2 separate regions of the Homo sapiens genome follow, and region 2 is linked to region 1. A link is a loop called in an ENCODE intact Hi-C map of the cell type or tissue named here. Cell type or tissue: ovary. All regions are shown on one strand. Each heading gives the region's core, and the rest is flanking DNA. Links, peaks and the distances in the headings are about the cores only. Region 1 has its middle 56 kb from the start of CDX4. Region 2 holds the start of CDX4 (caudal type homeobox 4).

What was found. Hi-C counts contacts between places; a loop is a spot of excess contacts. Peaks named below come from ENCODE experiments on the same cell type or tissue, not always from the same donor. Only the 100,000 strongest peaks of a DNase experiment are listed, where the experiment ranks them.
Region 2: it touches region 1 in a loop (15-fold over the local background); 1 of 110 quality-filtered maps calls a loop at or near these places.

What each region holds. Positions count from the first base shown.
Region 1 is chrX:73,495,597-73,510,886 of GRCh38, reverse strand. No RefSeq gene overlaps it. Among named protein-coding and RNA genes, the nearest start is that of CDX4, 56 kb to the right of the region's middle. In ovary, for the core only: no CTCF peak of the experiment used is centred there; no DNase peak of the experiment used is centred there.
Region 2 is chrX:73,440,218-73,455,507 of GRCh38, reverse strand. CDX4 (caudal type homeobox 4) reads right to left here and starts at 8,455. Exons shown (of 3, transcript NM_005193.2): 1 at 7,753-8,455; 2 at 1,846-1,991; 3 at 337-1,129. The coding sequence starts at 8,254. The coding sequence ends at 923. RefSeq lists enhancers at 913-1,517, 7,431-8,095, 8,096-8,761. In ovary, for the core only: no CTCF peak of the experiment used is centred there; a DNase peak (open chromatin) is centred at 7,814.

The sequences.
Region 1 (15,290 bases), core at 4,490-6,989:
ATTTATCATTTTTTCTTATGGGTCATTCTTTTGGTGTCATTTCTAAGGAATATTTGCTTAATGCAAGGCCAAAAGTTTTTTCTCTCATATATACTTTTAGAAGTTTTGTACTTTCCAGTGTTACATTTAGATTTATAATATACTTTGAGTTAATTAGTTATGAAGTGTAAATTATGAGAGGACTTTCATTTATCTGTTTGCATACAGATGTCCAGTAGTTTCAGTGATCTTTATTGAAAATACAATCCTTTCTTCATTAAGTTGCATTGAGTTGCCTTTGCAACTTAATAAAAATCAATTGACTAATCCAAAATATACAGATAAAATAGAAAATTACTCATCATACCAGGAATATAGGAGGTCAAAACTTAAAATCACAAAATGAATTAAAAAAGACATTCACCAGATGCCAAAACTGACATGACACAGGAATTGAAATGATCTGCAATGATTTTAAAACAGGTATCACAAAGATGCTTTTATCAGAAATTTCAAATTCTCTTGAAATAAATGAAAAAATAAAAGAAGTAAAAAATTAAAATGTGATAAAAAGAATTAAATGTAAATTATAGACTGAAAATTAAAGTTACAAAAATAGAAAATTTGCTGCCTAAATTCAATGCCAGAGTGGATATAACAGTGTAGAATCAGTGAACTAGAGGATAGTTCAAGAGGGTTTACCTAGCTGAAACAACAAAGAAAAAGTAGGCTGAAAAGAATAAGTGAGAGTCTCAAAAACCTGGGAGACAATGATAAATTTGACATTTATATCATTGGAGTTTTAGAAAGATGGGAAAATAAGTGTGGGTTTAAAAGAGTACTTGAAATTTAACAAAAGACATGAACATATAGATTCAAGATGCTCAATGTAAACTAAACAAGATTAACCCAAAGAAATCCACACCAAGACACATCATAATCAGACTTTTTAAAACTAAAGAAAAAAATTGAATACAGAGAAAAATGATGCATAGAAGAATAACAATATAAAAAACTGAATCTCTCAACTGAAATCATATAGGCCAGAAGAAAGTGGCACAGCATTTTCAAGTACTGGAATTAAAGAACTGTTAACTCAAAATTTTATATTCAGCAAAATATCCTCCAAGAATGAATGGAAAATAGAGTTTCTCAGGTAAAAAGATTAAAATAATTTGTCATAAGTAAACCTACCCCTAAAGAATAGCTACAGAAAGTTACTTAACAGGAAAAAAAAAAACAATAGAAGCAGAAGCCTTGGAATCTCCAAAAGAAAATAAGAATATAGAATTGAGTAAAGATAGGGATAAAAATATAATAGGTCTTTTTTCATGTGGTTTCTGAATCATGTTTGACAGGTTGAAGCAAAAATTATAATACCATCTGATATGGTGGTCAACGTGTGTAGAAGAAATATGTCCAAGACAACTACATTTAAAAAGCGGGCAGGGTAAAGGGAGGTAAGTTGAAGTAGGGTTTCAATACTTAATTTGAAGCTGTTTAATGTTGGTAGTAGTTTGTAGAATCACAGTAGACTGTGATAAGTTGCATAAACACACACACTAACACATGAGGACTAAACTCTTATATTTTTATCTAATTTCTACCTAAGGGATTTGGGGAGCCATGCCCTACAAATAATAAATTCTAATCAGATGGGTTTTATTTAACCTTATATATCATGATTTACTTTCCAAACTGACTCTGGCATAACATTACAAGACAAAGAAGAAAATAAAAATATTTTATCTCCAAACATGTTTCTTTGCCACATTTTGAAATGGCCCTGCAAAGCTGTTCTTTGTAGGGGAAAATTTGCATCTGTAAAGCATCTCTATTAACATAGCTGGATCTTTTTCTTCCAGACCCTCCTAAACCTAAAGAGATTAACTAAGATCTGGATAGGAAAACTTTATTACCTATTGCCTCTAAGGGCAGCCACTATAAGATTTTAAAGAACTCTGGTCTCCACAATCTTTATCTTAACCTGAACATTCCCTTTCTATCTATCCCAGGTCTTTAGATAAATTCAACTAATTGTCAATCAGAAAATGTTTAAATTCACCTATAGCCTGGAAGCCCCCACTTTGAGTTGTTCCACCTTTTGGGACCAAACCAATATATTTCTTAAATGTATTTGATTGAGGTCTCATGCCTCTGTAAAATGTATAAAACCAAGCTGCACCCCAACCACATTGGGCACATGTTCTCAGGACCTCCTGAGGGCTGTGTCAGGGGCCATGGTCACTCATATTTGGCTCAGAATAAATCTCTTCAAATATTTTACAGAGTTCGACCCTTTTCCCCTTTTCTTTGACCCACATGTGTATGGAGATATATATATATATATATATATATATATATATGAATTAAAACTATAAAAAGAAGGATATTAAAGATAGTATAAGTAAATAAAAATGGAATTCTAAAAATATTCAAGAAATTATCAGAATGACAAGAAAAGGAAAACAGAAGAATGAGAAATAGAACAAACAACAAATAATAAAATGGTAGACTTAAGCCTTAACTAACAAAAATTACTTCAAGAGCAAATGGTCTAAATATGCCAATTAAAGGCAGAAGTTGACAGAATGGATTAAAAAATAAAACAAGCCCAATAATATGCTGTCTACAAATAACATTTCAAATGTAATGATTGAAAGTAAGCCAGCACACAACGTACACAAGTAACATACATGCACATGTACTCCCTGAATCTAACACTAAAAAAATACAAATACAAAAAAGAATGGTCATGAGAAAATATGCCATGTGAACACTAATAAAAATAAAATGGGCCAGTAGATAAAAAACAATTGAAATAATTTTGAGTACATTATCTGCTCACAGTAGAATCAAGCTAGAAATTAATAATAGATAATAGAAAAATCTCCAAACATTTATAAATTAAACAATGTACTTTTAAATAATTCATGTGTAAGTCTCAAAGAAATATTTTTTAAAAGTACAAAAACCTAAATTAAAATGAAAACATATCAAAATCCATGGAATGCAGCTATAGCAGGACTGAGAGAAATTTATAGCAATGAATACTTAAATTAGAAAAGGGAGGCCGGGTGCGGTGGCTCATGCCTGGAATCCCAGCACTTTGGGAGTCCAAGGCAGGTGGATCACGAGGTCAGGAGATCGAGATCATCCTGGCCAACTTGGTGAAACTCCGTCTCTACTAAAATACCAAAAAAAAAAAAAAAAAAAAATTAGCTGGGCGTGGTGGTGCACGCCTGTAGTCCCAGCCTCTCAGGAGGCTGAGGCAGGGGAATTGCTTGAACCCGGGAGGCGGAGGTTGCAGGTAGCTGAGTTCATGCCACTGCACTCCAGCCTGGTGGCAGAGTGACACTCCATCTCAAAAAAACAAAACAAAACAAAACAAAAACAAAAAGAAAGACAAAAAAAAAAAAGAAAAGGGAAATGCCTAAAATAAATAATCTAAACTCCCATGTCAATAAAATAGAAAAAGAACAAAATAAACCCAAAGCAAGCCGAAGAAATGACATAATAAAAACATATCAATAAAATTAAAAATAGAAAAACAGTAGAGAAAATCAACGAAATAAAAGATGGTCCTTTGAAAAGTTCAGTGAAGTGGATAAACCTATATTAAGGCTGACAAAAGTAAAAAGAGAGATGACACTAATTACCAATTTCAGGAACAGAGCAAGGAATATTACTACAGATTCAGTAGCCCTTCAATGGATAATAAGAAAATACTAACAAACCTGCACATGTACCCTTAAACCTAAAATAAAAGTTAAAAGAAAGAAAAAAAGAGAAAATACTACAAAGAACTTTAGAAACAATAACTAGACAACTTAATGAAATACAGCAATTACTTAAAAACCGCAAACTACCCAAAGCCAACCAATAGGATATAAATAATTAAAATAGTCCTAGAACTATTTAAAAATTAAATTAGAGTTAAAAAAATCCCCAAGCACAGATAATGCCACCAGAAAATTCTACCAAATATTTAAAGAAAAATTAACACCAATTTTACCCAATTTCTTACACAAAATAAAAAGTGAAGGATTACTGTACAATTCATTTTATGAGGCCAGTGTTTTTCTAGTACCATAACTGCACAAAGAAAGTATAAAAGAAGAAAATTACAGATAAATATCTCTCACAGACTTACACAAAAAACTACCAACAGTTATTACAAAACAGAATCTAGCTATGTCTATACATAATTTTACAACACGACCAAGTAGGTTTTTTTTTCAATATTAAAAAATCCATCAGTGTAATTTACAATGTCAGCAGGCTAAACAAGAGAAAAAACCATAATCATATTAATTGATGCAGAGATGCATTTGAAAAAAATCCAATAGTTGTTCATGAAGAAAAAAATTGTTCAACAAGCTAGGATTAGAGAGAAACTTCCTTACCTTGATAGAGCGTTTTTAAAAACTTACAGCTAACATTAAAATTAATGGTGAAAGACTTAATTCTTTTCCCCTAAGCTCTAGAATAAAACAAGATATCTTAATTAACCATCCCTATTCAAAATAGTGCTGAAAATTCTAGCCAATGAAGTAAGTCAAGGAAAAGAAATAAAAGGCATACATATTGGAAAGAAAAGAATAAAACTGTCACAACTTGCAAATGACATGGTTATTTACATAAATATCCTACAGAATATACCCAAAACTCTTAGAACTAGTAGGTGAGTGTATCAATGTCACAGGGTACAAGACCAACACACCAAAGCCAATCAAATTTTTATATTCTAGCAATTGATATATGGAAATGGAAATTTAAAATGTGACACAATTTACAGTCACTCTCAAAATGAATTAAGTATAATTCTAACAAAGCATATATAGGCTCTGTATGTTGAAAATTAGAAATTTCTGATAAAGAAAATAAAAGAAGATCCAAATAAATGCATATATATAAAATGTTCATGAATTGGAAGACAATAAAGTCAAGATGCCAAATCTCCTGAAGTTAATCTATAGATTTTACATAATTTCTATCAAAATCCCAGCAAAATTTTTGTTTGTAGATATATACAACTTTATTATAAAATTTATACAGAAAGACAAAGTGTCTACAATAGCTAAACAATTTCAAAAAGAAACAAAGTGGGAATAATCACTTTATCTAATATTGAGTTTGGTATGGTAATCAAGACTGTATATTATTGGTGGAGACATATACACATGAATCAAAGGAATGATTTTTCACAAGAGTACAAAACCAATTCAAATTAGGAAGCATAACTTTTTCAACAAACGATGCTGGAGCAATTAGACAACCACAGGCAAGAAAAATTGGCAAAGACCCAAATTTCCCTCATAAGTCAATTGACAGATAAAGGTAAACCCCTACAGGGGAGTACCACTCAGCAATAAAAAGAAACGTGCTGTTAATACATGCAGCAACTTGGATGGATCTAAACAACTTTATGCTCAGGGGAAAAAGCCATACGCCAAATGCTACAGTAATGTAACACATGTTATCAGTTAATCGATTGACTTTGTTGAGTTTTTAAAAACCCAGATTTCAGTTTTGTCAATTTTCTCCATTTTTAAAAAAATATTTTGTTGGTTGTTCTCTTATCTGCTTTATTATTTTCTTTCCTTTTGCTCACTTTAGGTTTTTTTTCTTTTTTTTTTTTTCCTCTAGTTTCTTAAGGTGGAGGCTGAGAAAATTGATTTCAGTCTTTTCTTGCTTTCTGAAATAGTCTATAAATTTTATCTAAATATTGATTTAGTGGCATCCCACACAGTTTGAGATGTATTTTAATTTTCATTCAGTAAGAAATACTTTCTAATTTTTCTTTTGATTTCTTCCTTGACCTGTGTGTTTTTAATTTACTCATTGATATTATGTTTAGTTGACAAATCGTAATTGTATACATGTATTGAGTACAATATGATGTTTTGATATGTGTATATAACATAGAATGATTAAATCTGGCTAGTTAACATTTCTATCACTCCCTTCATTTAATTTTTATGGTGAGGCATTTGAAATGTACTCTGCTAGTTATTTTGAAATATAATCATATATCACATAATGATTTTTTGGTTAACAATGAAGTGCATGTATGATGGTGGCTTCATAAAATTATATTATAGTATTTTAACTTAACCTTTTCTATGTTTAGATATATTTAGATACACAAATACTTATCATGATGTTACAACTGCCTACTAGTAATCAGTATAGTCACAATGTGTACAGCTTTATAGCCTAGGAGTAATAGGCTATTTTATATAGCCTAGGTGCATAGTAGGCTATACCAAGTAGATTTGTGTGAGTACACTCTATGATGTTCACATAATGACAAAATCACCTAATGACATATTTCTCAGAAAGTATCCCTGTAATTAAGTGATGCATGACTGTATACATTATTATTGATTATGATCATCCTGCTGTGTAATAGATCTCAAAACATATTCCTCCTGTCTATCTGCAACTTTGTACCCTTTGACCAAGAAGTCCTCATTCCCTCCATCACTCCCCTTCCAGACTCTGGTAAATATCATTTCACTCTCTACTTTTATGAGTTCAATTTTACAGAAATCACGTATAAATGAGATTATGTGGTATTTGTTTTTCTGTGCCTAGCTTATTTTACTTAGCTAGCCTCCAGGCTCATCCACACAATCACAAATGACAGAATTCCCTTAATTTTTAAAGGCCAAAAAGTATTACATTGTGTATATATACACCACATTTTCTTTATTCATTTTATCCACTGATGGACACTTAGGTTGCATCTATATATTGGCTATTATGAATAATACTGTAATACACATAGAAGTGCAGCAACACTTTCGAATTACACATTTCAATTCCTTTGGATATACACACAGAAGTGGGATTCCTGGACATATGGTAGTTCTATTTTTAGTTTTTTGAGAAAACTCCATACTGTTTTCCATAATCATTTTACTAATTTACATTCCTACCAACAATGTACAAGAATTTTCTTTCCTCTGTATCCTTGCCATGTTTATCTTTCATTTTTTTGTAGAAAGCCATTCTAACATGTGTGAGGATATATCTCATTATAATTTTAATTCGCATTTATCCTAGTGATTAGCGATGCTTGTCTCCAGCATCCGTTGTTTCCTGACTTTTTAAAGATGCCCATTCTAACTGGTGTGAGATGGTATCTCATTGTGGTTTTGATTTGCATTTCTCTGATGACCAGTGACGATGAGCATTTTTTCATGTGTCTGTTGGCTGCATAAATGTCTTCTTTTCAGAAGTGTCTGTTCAGATACTTTGCCCACTTTTTGATGAGGTTGTTTGTTTTTTCTTGTAAATTTGATTAAATTCTTTGTAGATTCTGGATATTAGCCCTTTGTCAGAGAAGAAAATTGCAAAAATTTTCTCCCATTCCATAGGTTGCCTGTTCACTCTGATGGTAGTTTCTTTTGCTGTGCAGAAGCTCTGTAGTTTATTTAGATCCCATTTGTCTATTTTGGCTTTTGTTGCTATTGCTTTTGGTGTTTTAGTCATGAATCCCTCGCCCATGCCTATGTCCTGAATGGTATTCCCTAGGTTTTCTCTTAGGGTTTTTATGGTTTTAGGTCTAACATGTAAGTCTTTAATCCATCTTGAATTAATTTTTGTATAAGGTGTAAGGAAAGGATCCAGTTTCAGCTTTCTACATCTGGCTAGCCAGTTTTCCCAGCACCATTTATTAAATAGGAAATCATTTCTCCATTTCTTGTTTCTGTCAGGTTTGTCAAAGATCAGATGGTTATAGATGTGTGGTGTTATTTCTGAGGCCTCTGTTCTGTTCCATTGGTCTATATCTCTGTATTGGTTCCAGTACCATGCTGTTTTGGTTACTGTAGCCTTGGAGTATAGTTTGAAGTCAGGTAGCGTGATGCCTCCAGCTTTGTTCTTTTGGCTTAGGATTGTCTTGGTAATGCAGGCTCTTTTTTGGTTCCTTATGAACTTTAAAGTAGTTTTTTCCAATTCTGTGAAGAAAGTCATTGATATCTTGATGGGGATGGCACTGAATCTATAAATTACCTTGGGCAGTAAGGCCATTTTCACGATATTGATTCTTCCTACCCATGAGCAAAGAATGTTATTCCATTTGTTTGTGTCCTCTTTTATTTCATTGAGTAGTGGTTTGTAGTTCTCCTTGAAGAGGCCCTTCACATCCCTTATAAGTTGGATTCCTAGGTATTTTATTCTCTTTGAAGCAATTGTGAATGGGAGTTCACTCATGATTTGGCTGTTTGTCTGTTTTTGGTGTATAGGAATGCTTGTGATTTTTGCACATTGATTTTGTATCCTGAGACTTTGCTGAAGTTGCTTATCAGCTTAAGGAGATTTTGGGCTGAGATGATAGGGTTTTCTGAATATACAATCATGTCATCTACAAACAGTCACAATTTGACTTCCTCCTTTCCTAATTGAATACCCTTTATTTCTTTCTCTTGCCTGTTTGCTCTGGCCAGAACTTCCAACACTATATTGAATAGGAGCGGTGAGAGAGAGCATCCCTCTCTTGTGCCAGTTTTCAAAGAAAATGCTTCCAGTTTTTGCCCATTCAGTATGATATTGGCTGTGGGTTTGTCATAAATAGCTCTTATTATTTTGAGATATGTTCCATCAATGCCTAGTTTACTGAGAGTTTTTAGCATGAAGGTCTGTTGAATTTTGTTGAAGGCCTTTTCTGCATCTATTGAGATAATCATGTGGTTTTTGTCGTTGGTTCTGTTTATGTGATGGATTACGTTTATTGATTTGTATATCTTGAACCAGTCTTGCATCCCAGGGATGACACCGACTTGATTATGGTGGATAAGCTTTTTGATGTGCTGCTAGATTCTGTTTGCCAGTATTTTATTGAGGATTTTTGCATCGATGTTCATCAAGGATATTGGTCTAAAATTCTCTTTTTTGTGTGTGTCTCTGCCAGGCTTTGTTATCAGGATGATGCTGGCCCTCATGAAATGAGTTAGGGAGGACTCCCTTTTTTTCTATTGATTGGAATAGTTTCAGAAGGAATAGTACCAGCTCCTCTTTGTACCTCTGGTAGAATTCGGCTGTGAATCAGTCTGGTCCTGGACTTTTTTTTTATTGGTAGGCAGTTAATTATTACCTCAATTTCAGAGCCTGTTATTGATCTATTCAGAGGTTCATCTTCTTCCTGGTTTAGTCTTGGGAGGGTGTATGTGTCCAGGAATTTATCAGTTTCTTCTAGATTTTCTAGTTTATTTGCATAGAGGTGTTTATAGTATTCTCTGATGGTAGTTTGTATTTCTGTGGGATCAATGGTAATATCCCCTTTATCAGTTTTTATTGCATCTATTTGATTCTTCTCTCTTTTCTTCTTTATTAGTCTTGCTAGCAGTCTATCTATTTTGTTGATCTTTTCAAAAAAGCTGCTCCTGGACTCATTGATTTTTTGAAGGTTTTTTTTTAATCTCCTTCAGTTCTGCTCTGATCCTAATTATTTCTTGCCTTCTGCTAGCTTTTGAATTTGTTTGCTCTTGTTTCTCTAGTTCTTTTAATTGTGATGTTAGGGTGTCGATTTTAGATCTTTCCTGCTTTCTCTTATGGGCACTTAGTGCTACAAATTTCCTTCTACACACTGCTTTAAATGTGTCCCAGAGATTCTGGTACATTGTGTCTTTGTTCTCGTTGGTTTCAAAGAACATTTTTATTTCTGCCTTCATTTTGTTATCTACCCAGTAGTCATTCAGGAGCAAGTTGTTCAGTTCCCATGTAGTTGTGCGGTTTTGAGTGAGTTTCTTAATCCTGAGTTCTAATTTGATTGCACTGTGGTCTGAAAGACAGTTTGTTGTGATTTCTCTTCTATTTGCTGAGGAGTGCTTTACTTCCAATTTTGTGGTTAATTTTAGAATAAATGTGATGTGCTGAAAAGAATGTATATTCTATTGCTTTGGGGTGGAGAGTTCTATAGATGTCTTTCAGGTCTGCTTGGTGCAGAGCTGAGTTCAGTTCGTGGATATCTTTGTTAACCTTCTGTCTCATTGATCTGTCTAATATTGACAGTGGGGTGTTAAAGTCTCCCATTATTATTGTATGGGAGTCTGAGTCTCTTTCTAGGTCTCTGAGGACTTGCTTTATGAATCTGGGAGCTCCTGTATTGGGTGCATATATATTTAGTAAAATTTCTCTGTTTTGTACTCTTTCCCTTTATTTCTCTGACTGGCTGACACTTAGGGAAAATAGAAAAGAACCTGCGTGAAATATCGGGGGCTGAATTTGCCCTGATAAATGCTGCTATGATACTAAAATCAGGCAGACAGTACAAATTTTAAAAAATAAAACTACATATCAATATGTGTCATGAATTTAGACAAAAAATTGTTAACAAAATATTAACAAATCAAAGCAAACAATGTATTTAAAAGATTATAAATCATAGCAAGTAAGATTTATTTCAAGTATAAAATTGTCATTCAGTATTTGAAAATTAACCAATGTAATCCACTATATCAATAAGCTAAAGAAGAAAAATATATATTCATATCAAGTAACACAAAAATAATTTGACAAAATGGAGGACTCACACATGATAAAATGCTCAGCAAACTAGGAATAACAGAAATATTCCATAACTTAATGAAGAGAATCTATAAAAGGTCTACAGCTAACCACATACTTTATGGTTAAAGAGTAAATATTTTCCCTTCAAGATTGGGAATAAGGAAAGGTGTCTGCTCTCACCACTCTTATAATTGATATTACTGGAAGTTCTAGCCAGTGCAATAAAGTATGAAATAATTTAAGGCATGCTTTTAGAAAAGAAAGAAATTAAACTGTCCCTATTTCAAATGTCATAATTGTCTATGTGGAAAATCCCAAGTATTCTACAAAACACTTACTATAACGAATAAGAATAAGTGAGATCAGTAAGATTGCAGGACACAGGATACTCATCAAAATAGAAATTACATTTCTAGGCCAGGTGTGGTGGCTCATGCCTGTAATCCCAGCACTTTGGGAGGCCAAGGCAGAAGGATCACTTAAGCCTAGGAGTTCAAGAACAGCCTGAGCAACATGGGAGACTGCATCTCTACAAAAAATAAAATAAAGTAAAATAAATTAGCCAGGCATAGTTGTACATGCCCATGGTCTCAGTTTTTCAGGAGGCTAAAGCTGCAGGTTGACTTGGCTCTGGGAGGCGGAGGCTGCAGTGAGTCATGTTTTTGCCACTGCACTCCAGCCTGGGGAACAGGGCAAGACTCTGTCTCAAAAACAAACAAACAAAAAAATACAATTATACATACTAATAATGAATGTGTAGAAGTAAATATTAGAAACACAATATCATTCATTAAGTGCATAAAAATAAGATACTTAGGTATAAACTTAACAATGAGTCATGCAGTGTATAGGATCTCTATGCAGAAAATTACAAAATGCTGATGAAATCAATAAAAGACCTAAATTAATGAAGAAAAAAATGTATTGCTGGATTAGAAGACCAAATATAGTAAAGAAGTCAGACTTCCCCTTATTGATGAACCTATTTAACACAATATTTATCAAAGCCCCACCAAGGGTTTTGTAGATATAGAAAAGTTTATTCTAATATTTGTATGCAAAGTCAAATGCCCCAGAACACCAAGCTGGACAAAAACTGAAAAAAACCCACATGAAGATATATCACAGTCAAACTGCAGAAAACCAAAAATGAAAGGAAAATCTTGTAAGAATCAAAAGAAGCAAACTCATGTATGGAAGAAAGAAGTTACAGCATACCTTTCATCAGAAACCATGCAGTTAAATCTTTAATATGGTGTAAGAAAAATCTACACACCTAGTATTCTACATCCAGAAAGAAAATTTTCCTTCAAAATTGAAGGAGAAATAAAAAAAATTTTGGACAGATACTGTGGTAATTTATTGCCAGAAGATATGTCCTACAAGAAATGTTAGAAGTTTATCATCAGAAAGTAAATTTGTTAGGCATATAAGAAACTTGGATCTACATACAAATTAAAATCATCGGAAAAAGAATTAATAAAAATAAAACAATTTTTAATTGTTTTTATTATTAATCTAAAATATAACTGCTTAAAGCAATAATAGCAGCAATGTATTGGTATTTATAGTATATGCATAAGTAAAATAAATAACAGCAATACCAAAAAAGACAGAAAAAAGGAATTAGGCATACTCTGATAAAATATATTTACACTATGCATGCAGTGTATAATGTTATGTGAAGGTAGAATCCAACTATTTAAAATGGATATTGTAAACCCCAAAGTAACTGCCAAAATGTTAAGAACAAAAAAGTATAAATGATACAGCAAAAGAAGAGATAATATATAATCTTAAATCATACTCAAGAGAGGCTGGCAAGATGGCTGAATTGGAACTGCTCCAGTGTGCAGCTCCCAGCAAGATCAATGCAGAAAGTGGGTGATTTCTGCATTTCCAACTGAGTTACCTGGAGCTTCTCAATGGGACTTGTTAGACAGTGGGTGTAGCCCACAGAGGGTGAGCTGAAGTAGGATGGGGCGTTGCCTCACCCAAGAAGTGCAAGGGGTTGGGGAACTCCCTCCCCTAGCCAAAGAAAGCGATGAGGGACTGTGCCATGAGAAATGGTGCACTCTCGCCCAGATACTATGCTTTTCCCATGGTCTTCGCAACCCACAGACCAGGAAATTCCCTCGGGTGCCTATGCCACCAGCACCCTGGGTTTCAAGCACAAAACTGGGTAGCCATTTGGGCAGACACTGAGCTAGCTGCAAGATATATATATATATATATATATATATATATATATATATATATATATACACACATCTATATATAGATACATACATATATATATATACATCTCCCAGTGGCACCTGGAATGTCAGTGAGACACAGCTGTTCACTTCCAGGAAAGAGAGGCTGAAGACAGGGATCCAAGTGGTCTAGTTCAAGAGATCCCATCCCCACAGTTCCCAGCAAGCTAATATCCACTGGCTTGAAATTCTCACTGCAGGCACAGCAGTCTGAAGTTGACCTGGGACACCCGAGCTTGGTGGGGGGAGAGGCATCCAACATTACTGAGGCTTGAGTAGGTGGTTGTCTCATTACAGTGTAAACAAACCTGTGGGGACGTTGCAACTGGGTGGAGCCCTCCACAGCTCAGCAAAGCCAATGTGGCCAGACTGCCTCTCCTGATTCCTCCTCTATGGGCAGGGCATCTCTGAAAAAAGGCAGCAGCCCCATTCAGGGGCTTATAGATAAAACCCCCATCTCCCTGGGACAGATCACCTGGGGGAAGAGGTGGCTGTGGGTGCAGCTTCAACAGACTTAAACATATCTGCCTGCCTGCTCTAAAGAGAGTAGCAGATCTCCCAGTACAGCGTTTGAGCTCTGCTAAGGGTCAGACTGCCTGCACAAGTGGGTCTCTGATCCGCATGTCTCCTGACTAGGAGACATCTCACAGCAGAAACTGACAGACACCTCATACAGGAGAGCTCTGGCTGGCATCTGGTAGGTGCCTCTCTGGGATGAAGCTTCCAGAGGAAAAAGAAGGCAGCAATCTTTGCTGTTCTGTGGACGCTGATGGTGATAACCAGGCAAAGAGATTCTGGAGTGAACCTCCAGCAAACTCCAGTAGACCTGCAGCTTAGGGGTCTGACTATTAGAAGGAAAACTAACAAACAGAAAGGAATAACATCAACATTAATGAAAAGGACCTCCAAAGAGAAACCCCATCTGAAGGTCACCAACATCAAAGACCAAAGGTAGATAAATCCACGAAGATGAGGAAAAAACAGTGCAAAAAGGCTGAAAATTCCAAAAACCAGACGGCCTCTTCTCCTCCAGAGGATCACAACTCCTTGCCAGCAAAGGAACAAAACTGGATGGAGAATGTTTGACGAATTGACAGAAGTAGGCTTCAGAAGGTGGGTAATAAGAAACACCTCCAAACTAAAGGAGCATGTTCTAGCCCAATGCAAGGAAGCTAAAAACCTTGAAAAAGGTTAGAGGAATTGCTAAGTAGAATAACCAGTTTAGAGAAGAACGTAAATGATCTGATGGAGCTGAAAAACACAGCACAAGAACTTTATGAAGCATACACAAGCATCAATAGCCAAATCGATAAAGCAGAAGAAAGCACATCAGAGACTGAATATCAACTTAATGAAATAAAGCCTGAAGACAAGATTAGAGAAAAAAGAATGAAAAGGAACGAACAAAGCCTCCAAGTTATGTGGGACTATGTGAAAAGACCAAACTTAAGTTTGATGGGTGTACCTGAAGGTTACAGGGAGAATGGAAGCAAGCTGGAAAACACTATTCAGGATATTATACAGGAGGACTTCCCCAACCTAGCAAGACAAGCCAACATTCAAATTCTGGAAATACAGAGAACACCACAAAGATACTCCTCGAGAAGAGCAAACCCAAGACACATAATTGCCAGATTCACGAAAGTTGAAATGCAGGAAAAAAATGTTAAGGGCAGCCAGAGAGAAAGGTTGGGTAACCCACAAAGGGAAGCCCATCAGACTAACAGCAAATCTCTATGTAGAAACCCTATAAGCCAGAAGAGAGTGGGGACCAATATTCAACATTCTTAAAAAAAAGAATTTTCAACTCAGAATTTCATATTCAGCCAAACTAAGCTTCATAAGTGAAGGAGAAGTAAAATTCTTTACAGACAAGCAAATGCTGAGAGATTTTGTCACCACCAGGTCTGCCTTACAAAAGCTCCTGAAGGAGGCAGTACATATGGAAAGGAAAAACTTGTACCAGCCACTGCAAAAACATATTGAATTGTAAAGACCATTGACACTATGAATTAACTGCATCAACTAACGGGCAAAATAACTAGCTAGCATCATAATGACAAAATCACATTTACACATAACAATAGTAACAGTAAATGTAAACTGAATAAATGCTCCAATTAAAAGACACAGACTGGCAAATTGGATGAAGAGTCAAGACCCATAGATTTGTTGTATTCAGAAGACCCATCTCATGTACAAAGACACACATAGGCTGAAAATTAAGGGATGGAGAATATTTACCAAGAAAATGGAAAGCAGAAGAAGCAGGGCTTGCAATCCTAGTCTCTTATAAAAGAGACTTTAAACCAACAAAGATCAAGAAAGACAAAGAAGGGCATTACATAATGGTAAAGGGATCAATGCAACAAGAAGAGCTAACTATCCTAAATATATATGCATTCTATACAGGAGCACCCAGATTCATAACGCAAGTCCTTGGAGACCTGCAAAGAGACTTAGACTCCCACACAATAAGAGTAGGAGACTTTAATGCCCCACTGTCAATATTTGACAGATCAATGAAACAGAAAA
Region 2 (15,290 bases), core at 6,840-9,339, 58 kb after region 1:
CAAGCTGTGTGTTTTTAACCTGTAAACTGCAGCTCCTTGGATTATAAACCAGTAAACTGCATTGACATGACATAATGTGGGTAAAATTGAACAGGTTGAAAGGTGATGGCAGGTACAGGTTACATAACAGTTCACTGTCTTGTGCTTACGCAAGTCTGACTGGAATGGGAATGGAGAGACAGAAGAGGGGGTAGAGTTTACTCTATGAGTTGGAGATGTGCCTTACTCAACCAAGCTGGCCTATTTTGTTTTAGTCTGATTTCATTGTTTTGACAAGATTTTAAAATGACACTGCAAGTTGAAAGTTCTGAGATAATTGATGCCAGACAAGTATGATTGAGGGCCAAAATTGTCTTTTTTATTGGTTATTCTTGTTAAGCAGTGACAATGGAATCAGAATCACCTTCTGATGATTTTTAAAACATTTATCTTATTATAAAAATTCTGTTAGCTTTTGAATTAAACACTTGGAAAGGTAGCTAAAGATAGATAAACTTCGGTTTACCTTCTTCTCACTCCTTAAAGATAGCATAAAAGAAAACACCTAGCATCAAATAACAAACAGAAGTACACATACACAAATGTGCTTTCTGGCAAAATTGTATTTTACAGTCTATTCATAAGCAAGTTTCTGAAATTGTGAACAGAGTTGGAAGGGCCTGTGATTCTAGCTTTTAATTATATACCTTACCACTAAGATTCCTGAGTGACTGACATATAGCACAGCACGTGACAGGAGTTTTCTGGGGATAGTTTCTAAAAGTAAGAGTCCCCTAAATTATCTTCAACCCATTGTGCATCCATCTGTTCCAAATACTGCCTTACAGGGAATTACACCCTGCTCCAACTCCCCTGTAGATAGCTTAGAGACCCAAAAGACATCACTAAAAAAAGGGCACTTTAAATTTCTCTTTGCTTTCTTTCATTCGGAGACTATAACCTGCTGTATCTCAATAGGTTGAAATCCACGAACAGCAGATGGTGTGGTGAAAAAAGTGTTAGGTAGTTCCCCAGGGCTGATGGAGTCAGAGTCACTTTGCACCGAGCCTCCACTATTCTCAAACTGGGAGATTTTCTTTTTGATCATCTTTCTCTCCTTGGCTCTGCGATTCTGAAACCAGATTTTCACCTGAAACACAATGGGGCAACATACTGAATGCAGTTAACTTAGTGATTTCTGATATTGTACAGAGACTTTAGCATTTACAAAGCCCTTTCATATGCATCACTTCATTTCAGCCTCACAATGACCTTGTGAAGTATGCCCACTTAACAGGTTAGAAAAAAAGCTTGAGACTTAGAGAGGGCAAGTACCTTGCATGAAATGAAACTGAGATCCAAGTCTAGGGCTACTAACTCTGAATGCAATAATCTTAATATTATACCTTACCCACCTCCTCTGTTGCACAGGTAGAAATAAATAATGCTGGAATGACAGAAGCTGAGGTGTGCTGATAAGAGAGAGAGATTTAAATAGCAAAGGTAATTATAATCAACCATTTCTATGTTTTATTAATATTTCACTAAAGAGAAACGTCCTATTAGTATAATATTAATAAAATAAAATAGAAAATTTATCTTCCTATTAGTATACTATTACTAATAAGAAGTTTGTCTTCCTATTAGTAAAATATTAATGAAACACATAAATGAGAGAACAAGGGTGATGAAATATTTTATATCTCTTGCTGGAGATAGAAGAGAGCGATATCAATGTGCCTTCACACGTGGTTGAAATGCAAGCTACTTGGGATAAGGCAATGCATTAAGGGACTTTACAATTCTAGAATTCTGATTCTATTGAAATGGACTATACGGGACATGTTGGATATACTTCTGGTGTACCTGTCTCTCGGAAAGGCCCAGGTTAACTGCCAGCTCTGATTTTCTCTGGATGGTGATATATCTATTGCAATGGAATTCCTTTTCCAGCTCCAATCTTTGATGATCAGTGTAAACTACACGATACTTTTCTTTTGTCCTGGTTTTCCCTGTTAGGAGAGAAAGCATTGCATTTAATCTTTTTCTGCTTCTTGGAGATTGTTTTAGTTAAAGAAATCATAGACACTCTTCCCACCCTCATCTTTGCTTTAAAATATAAAATAAGTATATTTTTGAATCAAATATTCATAAAAGTCAATTTCTCCATTAAATACATTCTCATCTGTGGCTATGATAGCAATATCTCTGTCTACCATCTATAGACATAGACATATATCTCTATATCTATATCTCTCCTTATATATAAAACCAACATCTCTTTAATTAATGTTTCTCCTAAAATGATTGGTCAAATCACAATCATCCCATCTTGACCTATTTTCACAGCAGAGCATTGAAAATGCTTAAACACTTTAACCCATGGTGTTTATTACCTTCCCACTTACATATGTGATTAGCATTGGCAGTAATAGCAGCTGTCCATTATACAGGCACTTCCCACTACATTTTATGCAGTCTTTTCATACTGTTCCTATTAAACCTCTTACCTACCTTCTTGAATTATGCAGAACATGTCTTATCTCCATTTTACAGATAAGAAACATGAAGCTCAGTTAAGGTAAATGACTTTGTGTTAGAGAATTGAGGAGTGGGGACCCAAACACATATCTTTGACTCCTATTTAAGTATGCTAACTAAATGTTATTCCAAGTTCAAATATGCTGGGACGCATAATAATGGCCCAAGAGTGGAAAACACTTGTGGGATCCTAACATTATAGTTACATAATTTCCTAGAGTTTGGTTTGAATAGTAATTTAAAAAGAAAACATTAATTGTCATTTAGCAGATTCTGTTTCAGAAAACCCCATTACCTATTAGAAAAAAAAATAGTTTTTATGTGGGAGTCTTAATTTTTATTACCAAGTAGGTAGTGAATGGGGGAAGGAGGAGGTGTTGACTTAAGCAGAATAAAGTGAGTATTCCATGCCCTTTGAAAGGATATACAAACATTTGCTTTGTGTTACAACATTTAACTAATTCCTCATGCCCTCCTTCGAATAGAGCTTTATTCCTCCTTTCAAATTTTCCAAAGATACTTAGGAAGTTCTCTTTTCTTTTTAATTTCTCTACCCTCCTCCAGGATCTTCCTCCTTTTCTCTATGGCTTTTAAATACTCCTTCTGATCTTCCCTGGTTGTTTTTTATGTGATTTTTTGGGGGCGATCTGTAGGACAAAGACGTCTTTAAAGTGGTTCCCTAAACTCCACTGAGGTGTTAAGATACAGCACAGGCCTAACAAAAGAGTTACATAGCATCAGATCCCATTCTGAACCCTCTTTACATTCAGGAACACCAGCCAATTGGTTCAGAATTTACAAGCCCTAAACAAATGTCAGACACCCTTTCATCTCCAGAAAAGGAAAAAAAAAAAAAAAAAAAAAGGACACCAGTGAAGAAATAAATTTTAGATAAGTGATATATTTTAAGATTAATCTAAATGGCTAAATAATGAACTGAACAAAATCTCCTTTTCCCGCTCTTAGAAAAGGAAAACTATGCGGTCCAGTCAGTTAACCTACCTTAAAATCCTAAATTTTGAGCTGGTTTTCTGAGTCTAAGCAAAAACCTGGAAACCGTAAGTCTGCCTTTTGGCATGTTGCAAAGACAGAATGCATATTTAGAGAAAAAAATGAAAACTTGGAGATTTAATTTATTTCTAGAACATCAAATCTTGAGATCGAAATGTATCTTTGAAATCATGTTTTCTAAAACCCTTCTTAATCTTAAAGTTGCTGAGTGTTTAAATTATAACTTGAGGCAGACTGGTTAAAAATTCAACTTGTCTTTATCCATGTTTTATGCTCTTTGATAATCAATAAACATAATCAGACATCAATAACTCTGGAAATGTTGTAGTCCTTCCCCACCCCCATTGGTCATAAATTCCCCTCTTGCAGTTTCTTCTGAGGACAATAAAGTCAAGACCAGGCCCCTTTATTTGCCATAAAAATCCTACCCTTTCCGGCAATATAACCCCTGAAGAAAGGAGGGATAAGGAAGATCCTGGCTGCATATCAAAGCCATGTGAAGTGTTAAAAAGAGTCTGTTGCCAAAATCTGACAGATAAGACCTAAAACTCCAAGAAGATGTAGCTCAGGGGAAAAAACTGACTGCACAGTTTACAAAGAGAAATAAATTTGAATTTCCTGGTGCTCCTTTTGTGTCCCGCTCCTCAAATTGTCTCTCTCAATCCCATTGCCCCTTCTTCTTAAATGATGAAACCAGATAAAATGATGAAACCAGAACAGATGATGAAGGGGATTTGGACATTTTCTGGTAAAGCATAATGTCCATATTCCCATACCCAAGCACCAAAAAAATAGCACTAACAGAACTAACTTTTATTGTTCAAGCTGTTCTCTTCTTCCAGAGACTATGACATTTCTGAGGGTGATGGGCTCCATTTTCAGCCATTATTGAGTTTATTTAGGAAATTAATACTATCTATGATGTATTTGCCTTCTCCTCAAAGAGTCAGAAAAACTTCTGTAGTTAAAGATGGATGGAGTCCTTCCCATCCTCCCAACCACATTATCTCCCCAGAATTCACAAGCAAATGTCATAATATATGATAACTTATCACCCTAAATAAAATTAAAATGGTGTTCATTTGAAAGACTGGCTGCAAAAGTGCTGCTAGGCAGAAAGTCACTCTCCAAACATAGAGGTGATGATGATGGGAGTGAATGTAAAGATTATGAAAATGAATATTCTTATGTAGGGAGTACTGTCTAATGGACTCCACTGTGAGGACTTTTCATCTTATGGTAATATTTCACTGTTTTTAGCTAAAAATTGCATCCAAATTCATTTTTAAAAAGTTGTCCCATGAAATGAGCAAAACCAAGGGACAATGATAACTCTCAAGAATTATTAAGCAACTAATTTTATGAAGTGTCCTTATTGAATAATGCCTTTCAAGCATAAATTCCTTCATGTTGTCCAGTGGCTTAAAACAATCAATCAGAATCAGAATCAATCACAATTACTTCCTGCTCTCCCCCTCTTTTCCACTTCTAACAGAAAAGCCTCTCTCCAGCCTGCTTAGGTTATCACCTTGCCAATGTTTAAAATGTGAAAGTGCATGAAAATATTAAATTTTCCATAGAAACTTTTCTGTCATATTCCTTTTTGCATAATATTTAAAGTTAGATATGTATAGAAATAGACCACTTAGAGAACTAAGTGGAAATAAACATGCCTTCTTTTTAAATCAGGTCACTTAGGGAACAGTCATTTACTCTATCTGTCAGCCTCCTTGCTCTCATTAGAAAATAACATGCTATAATGGTCGCTATGAAATGTTTTCTGATTGTCCACTAATACATGCATTTTTTCCTTTTTTACATTTATTTAAGACATTTTTCAGTAATGGAAAGAACTTTCATCTGACTACCTTAATCAAGGGTTACTTCCATATTGAAGTTCATCTTTTCCTCTCAGTCATAAACCATATGTTATCCCACAGTACTACAGAGTGAAGTGGAAAATTTAGGAGGATCTGACTCATTCATTCATTAAACAAATATTTAAGACCCACTATGTACTAAGCATATAAATGGGTGCATTTTGGTCCTGAGTGGGTGGCCTAGTGAGGTGATCAGCTTAATTTTTTTCGTGGGGTTTATAACCTGATGTCCCTTGAAAGGGCTTCAATGGATCCATGAATCTCCTAAAATTATGTAACAAATTACTTGTGTTTGTGTGTGTGCTGCTGTGCCTTTGTGCATTTTTTCTAGGGAGATAACCAAAGTTTTTCATCATATTCTTAAATTGCTGCTAAATATGCACCTTAGACTATAAGAATACAGCAAAAGGGTTATTTTCATTTATAAGACATTAAAATGAAACGAAGTTTTAATTTAATGAAGCCTCATCTATAGAATAGGCTGCCAAAAATCGAAATGGTTCCAATATCATTCCATTTTAAACTTCTCATAGAAATTGGATAGAAAATCTTGTGACGGTGCCATTGTAAAGTCAGGTTTGAGGGTTTAGCTCAAAGATGCAAGAGACTAAGGAGCCCGTTTCGAAACCTTTCCTGGCATTAGAATTGCCCAAGAGAGAGACTCAGGCTAATAAAAGCAAATGTAAACGGAAGACCTTTAAGCAGATAAAACTGTCATATTTTTCCTCATAAATAGAAAATTCAAGGCTGGAGATAATTTCTTTTATCTCATCCATTTCCTCTCTTGTTCTCTATTGCAAACAGCACGCCAGTGACTTTCCTCTTAATGTGTTTCAAAACATAATCCTAGACTGCGAGCAACTACTTTTCTAGCTTTTGTGTCTTTTGCTGATTGTTAGGGTTTAGTGAGTGGATGTTAATTACAACCCCGAGATTAGATGTAATAAAAACTCTGGGAGTGCCCCACCCTAACCTCTTTTTCTATTCTACTTAGTCGACAGACTCACTCATATTTTTTTAAAATGCAGATTTACTTGCAAACGCTTTAAAGCCAAGTATTTCAACTCTACTTTTACCTTGGGATCGCTACTCTAGTGAGGTTCTAATACACAGAACTTCCTCTTCCTGGCTAAAAGTTCTCCTAATGGTAAAAATGGGTCACTTCCCACCCTCCTGTCTTTGCTTTTTGGAGGAAAGACAAAGTGCAGAACTGAGAACAGGAGCATAATCATTGCGGACAAATGCTATTGAAATGCCATTTCCTCCCCAGAGGGATGAAAATACTCAGAGTCGATTTTTACTAATTTTCTCTAATGACAGGGAGCGAGGGTTGGAATAATAAGAATGTAATAAAAGAACAACAGTTGAAAACAAACATTCCTCCCCCAGCCCCGGTTAAGATTAAAGTGGAACGGCCACTTCCCTCGCCCTGGCTCCCAGCAGTCGCCCACTGGCTTGCTGGTTAGGCTGTGATCGCGATCGCTTTGACTTCTCTCGCGCTGCCGCAGACCTGCATTCAGCCCCCACGCCTGAGAGACGCCTGCTTTGATAGTTATGAGGGCTTTAGCCATTTATTAGTGCTGGAGCTGATTCGTTTGCGTGTCGGGCGGGTGTGAGGGTTAGGTACCGTATTATGTACCAGGTCAGTGCTGTAGCCTTCTCGCCTGCCTCAACACTTGGGTTAGAAGAAAGGACGTTGTAAGATGGCAATGGATTTTAGGCCAATTTGCCTCTGCCAACTTGTAGGAAGGAAGCTGGAGCTTCCCTGAGAGGCCAGGGTGAAGAGGTTGCTTTGCCGTCGGGGACTTAGTGGCTAAACTGGAGGGTCCGTTGCCAGCCAAGCACTGTGAACCTAAATTGAGCATCACCAGCTTTGGGGGCGGGGAGGGGGGAGACAGCCCGCTCAGATGGGTAAGGGTTTGGAAATGGAACAGTCAAGCAGCAGTGCCTGAACAACGGGACACTACAGCTGCCCTCTCGCTTCATTCACCCGTTGAGCTTTCTCATGCATCTCTTTTCCCATGTGGGCAACTACAGGGTTGCATCCTGATCCTTGTGGCTTAACATACCCATTGTCCACTCACTCGCTTTCTTCATGGAGCAGCGAAAGGCGAAAATCACCTCTAGGGTAGGTTTAGTCCCAATCGCTGCACTCAGTGAGTGAGTTTTGAGCCCAGGCGAATGCGAGGGAGATGCCTAATAGGCCAGCCAGCCATATAGGGGTCGCCTCAGCTAAGCCCTCTTGGGAGAGGCCTGAGAAGTACGAGGGCAGGCCGACCAAGAGAAGTAGCGGAGAAGGGAAGGAAGGAAAAGTGTGTGGGCATTGGAATTGATTACTCACCCGTCACCTGCACCGTCTTGCGCATCCATGCATAGGGGCTGTGGCGGCTCCTGCTGGGGGAACTGGCCTTGGCGGCGCCTGCGTCCGTCGGGACAAGCGACCCGCCAGCCTGGCCTGGTAGGCTGCTGCCGCTAGTTCCACCGCCCACAGGGCCCAAGTTGCTGTAGTCGGTCGAGCAGAAAGCGGCGGGGCTAGAGGTCACGTCGTTCACCGGCACTGTGCCCATTGTACTAGACGGCCCAGGATACACGCTCCAGTCTTCTCGCGGGGGACTGTAGGGTGAGCCCCAGACTCCCAGAGACGGCCAGTGAGGATCCATGCTGGGCATATGAGGATACCCCATATAGTGCGAGAAAGCCGGTGCCGCAGCGAAATTGGAGGCTGGCATCGGACTCCCACCGCCCCCTGTGCCGCCTGTCCCAGCTGTGCCGTCGCCCCCAGGGCTCATGAGAGTGCCCGGGTACATGCCTGCTTCTTTCTCCAAAAGACAGCTTCCGTACATCGTGTCTTGGGTAGAAGGCGCTCCCTAAGCCATCCTGAAGTCCCTGTAAGGCCCCAACTCGACTTTGAGAAGCAGCAGAGAATAAACTTATCAGTACGTAGTTGTGCCGCAAGCTCTTTTGCACCCCTCAGGCTACTCCATCCCACGTTTCTTACGAGGGTATCCAGGTGACTAGCAGCCCTGTATAGATAGGCCACCAATGGCTGGGCTGACGTCAAGGGGCTTCAGGCTTTTACATAGCATTTGCATTCAAATGAAGGGCCATTTCACTTTCACAGGAACTTGTTCACCCACTCCCCAAGCTCCCAGGCCTTTCTGTCTCATCTTTCTTGATTCTGTCCATCTGGTCCCCATAGCGTCAGTATTGTGCTTTTGGGGACAGGAACTCCTCCAGGGATTTCTGACCAGCTCCCCTCAAAGTCAGATAGAGACCTGCAGAAACCGGGCAAAGTTCCGCTCTCTAGGATTCAGTCCTTACACCGCGGCCTCCTCCCTTTCACCGATCTTCCCGCGTCCAACCTGCATCTGCAGTCTCCTTCTGCCCAATTCCCTCGCAGGGGTTTACTGCATGGCACTGGCCCAGGATGCCAATGAAAAGAGCTTTCCCTTACTCTCCTTACTCCCTCCATCAAGAGGACGCCTTTGTTTCCAAGGGCAAAGATTCATTTCACAACTCTCTGTTGAGCGTCTACTGTGTGCCAGGTACTGTGTAGGCATGGGGATACAGCAGTGAATAAAAGACAAAAATTCTTGCTCTGCCTTCCTAAGATTACACTGTAGTGGATGGCAGGCTGAATTAATAGAACGTTGTTTACAAATATGCACAAATTAAAGAAAGATGAGTAACGTAGGTTATGCAAAATGGTAGGAGAGAGAGAGAACCATGTGGATAATAAACTTTCCTATTTTCATGTCAATCCACTACTCTCAGGTGTCTCCTTCTGCCAGGTATGGCTTCTGTCTGAAATCCAGTGCCTCAAGGGGCCAGAACTCTTGCAGTCTCAAATCCATGGCAGCTGCAGCAAACTAAAAAAGTTTTCTTTGTAAAACTCCAATTGTTGAAAAAGACATAGACTTGCTAGTAGATGCCAATGAAATCAGTATCTTGCCTCAAGAAACCAGGTCTCCTCTTGTGTTCCTCCTCTCCACCCAGCACCCCCAAGACCTACCACAGCCTTTACTCCAGGCTGCTTCCTACTCAGGAAATGTGCTCCTACACAAAATCCAACATAACCTGGCACCCCCACCCCCTTTTAGCTAATCCATCTATGGCTTTGGGAAAGTCACTTAACCTCTCTGAGTTTCACGGGTTTTCCCTTTTAAAAATAGAGAACCTAATGGTATCTACCTTACAAGCAGGATTTCCTCAGATAATGCAAGCAAACTGCTTAACTTAGTGCTTGGCACACAGTATGGGACCACTGTATTCACTCAGCAAATATTTATTGAGTACTTAGTGCTGTTCTATGTATGGAGACATCAGTGGTGAGCAGATAAAGCCTCCGGCTTTATTAAGCATATATCATAGTGGGGAGAAACACTGATAAGTAATTAAATTTTATGGTATATCAGACAGTAATCAACTCTATGGAGAAAAAAAAAAGCAGGGAAGGAATATACGGAATGCTGGGAGGTGGACGTCACAATTTTAAATGTGATAGTCTAGGATGACTTCACAGATAATTGACATTTAACTAAAATATGAAAGAGTTAATGGAGTGAGGTAAGAGGACAGAGGATTCAGAAGAAAGAAACAAGTGAAAACAGAATGTTCATTTTCTGTTGGAGAAAGTGCAAGGAAGACAGTGTAGCTAAAGACTAGATGAGGTCTAAAAGCTGAAGGGAAATAGGCCATTGCAAAAATTCTAGTTTTTGCTTTGAGATAGGGAGACATTGTAGGGTTTAGAGCAGAGGAGTGACATGATTTGAGTTAAATTTTGAGTGGCTCTCTCTGGCCATTGGATCAAAAATAGACTGTAAGTAGACAGAATCAGGCAGATTTAAAAAAAAGACTATTGCAATAATACAGGTGAATGGCAGTGTGGGTGGAGATAAGTGGTTGGATTCGGTATATATTTTGAAACTTGTTTCAGAGAAGAAGGAAAATGAGTAATTGATCAGAAAAGACCAATTAAAGTCTGGTGCTGGGGAGAAGGGACTAAGAGGCAGGAAAGTAACATACCTATTGGCACTTTTTACACTTTTTGCACATTATTTTATCTTCACAACAGCCCCATGAGTTATTGTCATTCCCATTTTAGAGATGTAGAAACTGAGGCTCAGAGAGGTGGCATGACTATTTAAATGCACATGGCTGGTGTGTGGTAAAGCTAGGTTCAAATTCTGGGCCACCCTGACTGCAAGGCATGTGTTCTTCAATTGGTACCAGGCCCAAATACACAACATCAGCGTTTAGAACTGGGGCTTAGCTTCTATTTTCTTTCTTTGCTCAAGCTTTCAGGCCTGGCATTCAAGTCTTCACAGTATAGATCCAATTACCTCGCATTATTCTTTCACCTATTCAATTCTGAAGCAAAGTATACTATCTGATATTTGAAAAAATATGTCAGAGTGGAAGCACATGGAGGATCTTTAGAAGTTAACAAACCCAATCTTATTATTTAACAGATTAGGAAACTGATGGCTTAAGAGAGGAAGGTAATCTTTAAGGAAGTAAACCCAGGTCCATTGACTACCAGGTCAGCACTCTTTCCACTAAAATAAAAGTATCTTTGCATATGCAATTCCTTCGACTAGTCTGTTTCTTTCTACAATCTTCTAATTGTGGAAAGAAAAAGAAGTGTTCAAAATCTCCAAATTTTTCTTTAAGAGATGTAGTCTCACTTGTCACCCAGGCTGGAGTACAGTGGCACTATCATAGCTCACTACAGCCTCGAACTCCTGGGATGAAGCAATCCTTCCACCTCAGCCTTCTGAGTAGCTGGGACTACAGGCACGTTACCAACTTACCCAGCTGTCTCTATTCTTCAAGGTTCAGTTGAAATGTGCCCTTCTCGCTAAAGCCCTATGTAGTGATGCTCCTCTCAGAAAACACTCTTCCTCTTCTGTGAATCTCATTATCAATTCCCCTTCCCAATGGACTGATGGAGACTATTTTGTCTACCTTAGAGTTATTTGAGATCTTATCTGAATCTTCTGAAATTTGAGCACCTTGAAGGGGTATGGGGAAGTATTTTTGAACCCATTGGAATAAAGCTCCCTTGTACATGGTAGGGTCTTGGGAAATATTTGTGTAATGAATCAGTAAATGACCTTGGAATTGTAGATTGGAAATCACTATTTGATCCAGCTCCAGGGATGTCTGGAAGAGAAGTGAGTAAGAACATTGCCCAGTGGTTTTTGTTTGTGTGGTGATGGGGAGGAACAGACAGGGAGGTTTAGTCTAGTTTATTTAATGGAACTTTTGATTTATTTCTTAACCTGAAGATTAACCAGAGAGGTGGCTTCTCTGCAGCGATCTTACTGCCACTAGGGAGTAGTCTCTTAGCTTTTCTGAGACTTAGAGAGGCAGGTATCAAATAGGGCATCTGTTGGACTCTGCGCTGACTCCTACTGATCAGATTTGTTTTAAGGCTTCAGGGAGATAACGAATGTGAAATTGCTTTGTAAAGAATGAGGTCCGCCTGTGATGAACTATGGAGCTCTGGATAAACCTTTTCTTTAGCAGCCTTAATGCTTTGGGAGAATCCAAGTGCCTGGTAAATATTCTCTAAGCCTGGTATGGCCTCTCAGTTCTGTGATAGTAGCCAAAGGCTACTCTCCACCCTACTACACCCCTCCCTAACCCTTTTCCACTACCCTGGCTCAGATTCAGGCCTGATCTGGGTCTCTGTGCTATGGAACTTGGCTCCAGTCATCAATCATTGGGCCCTCCTACTACTGGGAGGGAGATGAGGAATGCAGAGTTTAAGTTCTTTTTTGTTTATATGGTAACTGAAGCTGAGAGTAGGGCAGGGTCTTACCCAAGGCAGACACTATTAGGTGATCTGTGGAACTGTGACCTAAACCCAAGCGTGGCTGACTGTAGACCTCTGCAAGGCACTCCACCTCTCTCAGCCTCAGTTTCCAACACACAACAAATGGGGCAGACAATAGAGACCATTCTATAGGGACGTTGGGAGAATTAAGTGCACTAGTAGTGTGCTCAGTAAATAGCCATTATTATTGTCATCTGGAGAGTGGCTGGGACTTCACAGCGTGTGGGCCTACTGTGCCTCTTCTGGTTCACATCCATGCATGGAAAATGCTTAGCAATTGGAATGAAGGCCCAGAGAAATTTAACATGCTGCTTGTTGCCTCTCCATTCAAGCTTTACACTCTGGGCTCTGAACATAGCCCCCATTCACTCACTCACTCCTATCTCCCTCCTCAATCCCTTTGGAACTTTAGCAACATCAGTGCTTGGGTTTCTGGAAGGAGGGAAGACTCAAGCCCTTTCCGTCCACCTTCTTGATCACTGTGATGGGCTTTTGCACTTCCAGGACTAGATACTCTGGAAAATGAGCAACACTAGGCTCTGGGCCTGCCCTAAAGTGTCACCGTTGAGGCAGGACCTAGGTATGTTTTGGAGAAAAATTAAGATTCTTTTGTGGGAACATGAGTAGTAAGGGCAAGTACCAACTGGAGTGGTGGAGGACCGGGGCTCTATACCCACCCTGTCATCGGATCTAGCTGCCTGGTTCTGGATTAGGGTAAAAAGAATGAGAAAGGCCCAGGGCTCTGAGATGAAGACCAAAGGACAAAGCCGTGAAGAAACAGGCTTCTTTGGCATCCAAGGATGGCTCAACTCTGGGAAAGAGGTGTATATGAGGAGGCAGGTAGGGCTCAATGACTAATGCCGAGAACCCAGACTTGAAAGGGATGTGTAGGGGAGGGATTTTGCAGAAGAGAGAGAGAAAAGAAAGATAGGCCAATGAAGAATGGGGGAACCGTGCAAACTCAACACTCTAGCCATGGTAGGAGAGTCTCAAACTAACAGTCTGAGAGGATGAAGGAGGCCAATTCTCTCTCTAAAATAAAAAGATAAGTACAAGTCCTGGCTGTCTGCTTGGAGAAAGAAAACCAGAAGTCTAGTTCACAGAGCAGGCACTTTAGGCTAGAGCCTGTGCTGGGTCCTTGCTTGTGCAAACTCCCATCAGGCTAACTATAATCAAAGGGAGTAGATAGGATCAGCCTTATTTTACAGAGGTGAAGAATACAGAACTAAACCCAGTAATGGGATCAGTTGTAATGTCATTTTTGTCATTTCTTATTGTCTTACTTTGATCTCCCTGTTTTCTTTGTTAAAATATTTAAATTTTTTTCTTGAGATTTCTTCTTTGTCTTATGTGTTGTTTTAAAGTGTATTGGTTAATCTCCAAGTATTTTGGGGCTTTCTACATAACTTTCTTTTATTGATTTCTAGTTTAATTCCATTGTGGTGAAAGCAGATGTTGTATGATTTCTATTCTTTTAAATTTTTTAAGTTGTGTGTTATAGGTTAGAATGTCATCTATGTTGATTAATGTTTCACGTGAACTTAAGAAGAATGTGTATTCTTCTGTTGTTGGATGCAGTGGTCTACAGTGTCAATTATATTTAGTTGCTTGTGATATTGAGTTCAACTGTGTCCTTAATAACTTTCTGCATGGTAGATCTGTCCATTTCTGACAGAGGGGTATTAATGTCTTCAAAAAATATAACAGTGGATTCTTCCATTTCTCTTTGATGTTCTGTAAGTTTTTACCTCATGCATTTTGATGTTCTCTTTTTCAGTGTGTACACATTATGAAATGTTATTTCTTCATGTGTCTTTTGGCTGCATAAATGTCTTCCTTTGAGAAGTGTCTGTTCATATCCTTCACCCACTTTTTGATGGGGTTGTTTGTTTTTTTCTTGTAAATTTGTTTGAGTTAATTGTAGATTCTGGATATTAGCCCTTTGTCAGATGAGTAGATTGCAAAAATTTTCTCCCATTCTGTAGGTTGCCTGTTCACTCTGATGGTAGTTTCTTTTGCTGTGCAGAAGCTCTTTAGTTTAATTAGATCCCATTTGTCAATTTTTGCTTCTGTTGCCATTGCTTTTGGTGTTTTAGACATGAAGTCCTTGCCCATGCCTATGTCCTGAATGGTAATGCCTAGGTTTTCTTCTAGGGTTTTTATGGTTTTAGGTCTAACATTTAAGTCTTTAATCCATCTTGAATTAATTTTTGTATAAGATGTAAGGAAGGGATCCAGTTTCAGCTTAAAATGCTCATCATCACTGGCCATGAGAGAAATGCAAATCAAAACCACAATGAGATACCATCTCACACCAGTTAGAATGGCGATCATTAAAAAGTCAGGAAACAATGTGCTGGAGAGGATGTGGAGAAATAGGAACACTTTTACACTGTTGGTGAGACTGTAAACTAGTTCAACCATTGTGGAAGTCAGTGTGGCGATTCCTCAGGGATCTAGAACTAGAAATACCATTTGACCCAGCCATCCCATTACTGGGTATATACCCAAAGGATTATAAGTCATGCTGCTCTAAAGACACATGCACACGTATGGTTATTGCAGCACTATTCACAATAGCAAAGACTTGGAACCAAGCCAAATGTCCAACAATGATAGACTGGATTAAGAAAATGTGGCACATATACACCATGGAATACCATGCAGCCATACAAAAGGATGAGTTCATGTCCTTTGTAGGGACATGGATGAAGCCGGAAACCATCATTCTCAGCAAACTATCACAACGACAAAAAAACAAACACTGCATGTTCTCACTCATAGGTGGGAATTGAACAATGAGAACACATGGACACAGGAAGGGGAACATCACACACTGGGGCCTGTTGTGGGGTGGGGTCGGGGAGAGATAGCATTAGGAGATATACCTAATGTTAAATGACGAGTTAATGGGTGCAGCACACCAACATGGCACATGTATACATATGTAACAAACCTGCACGTGGTGCACATGTACCCTAAAACTTAAAGTATAATAAAAAAAAGCAATTGTTGCTTTATAATCATTATCATGAAGC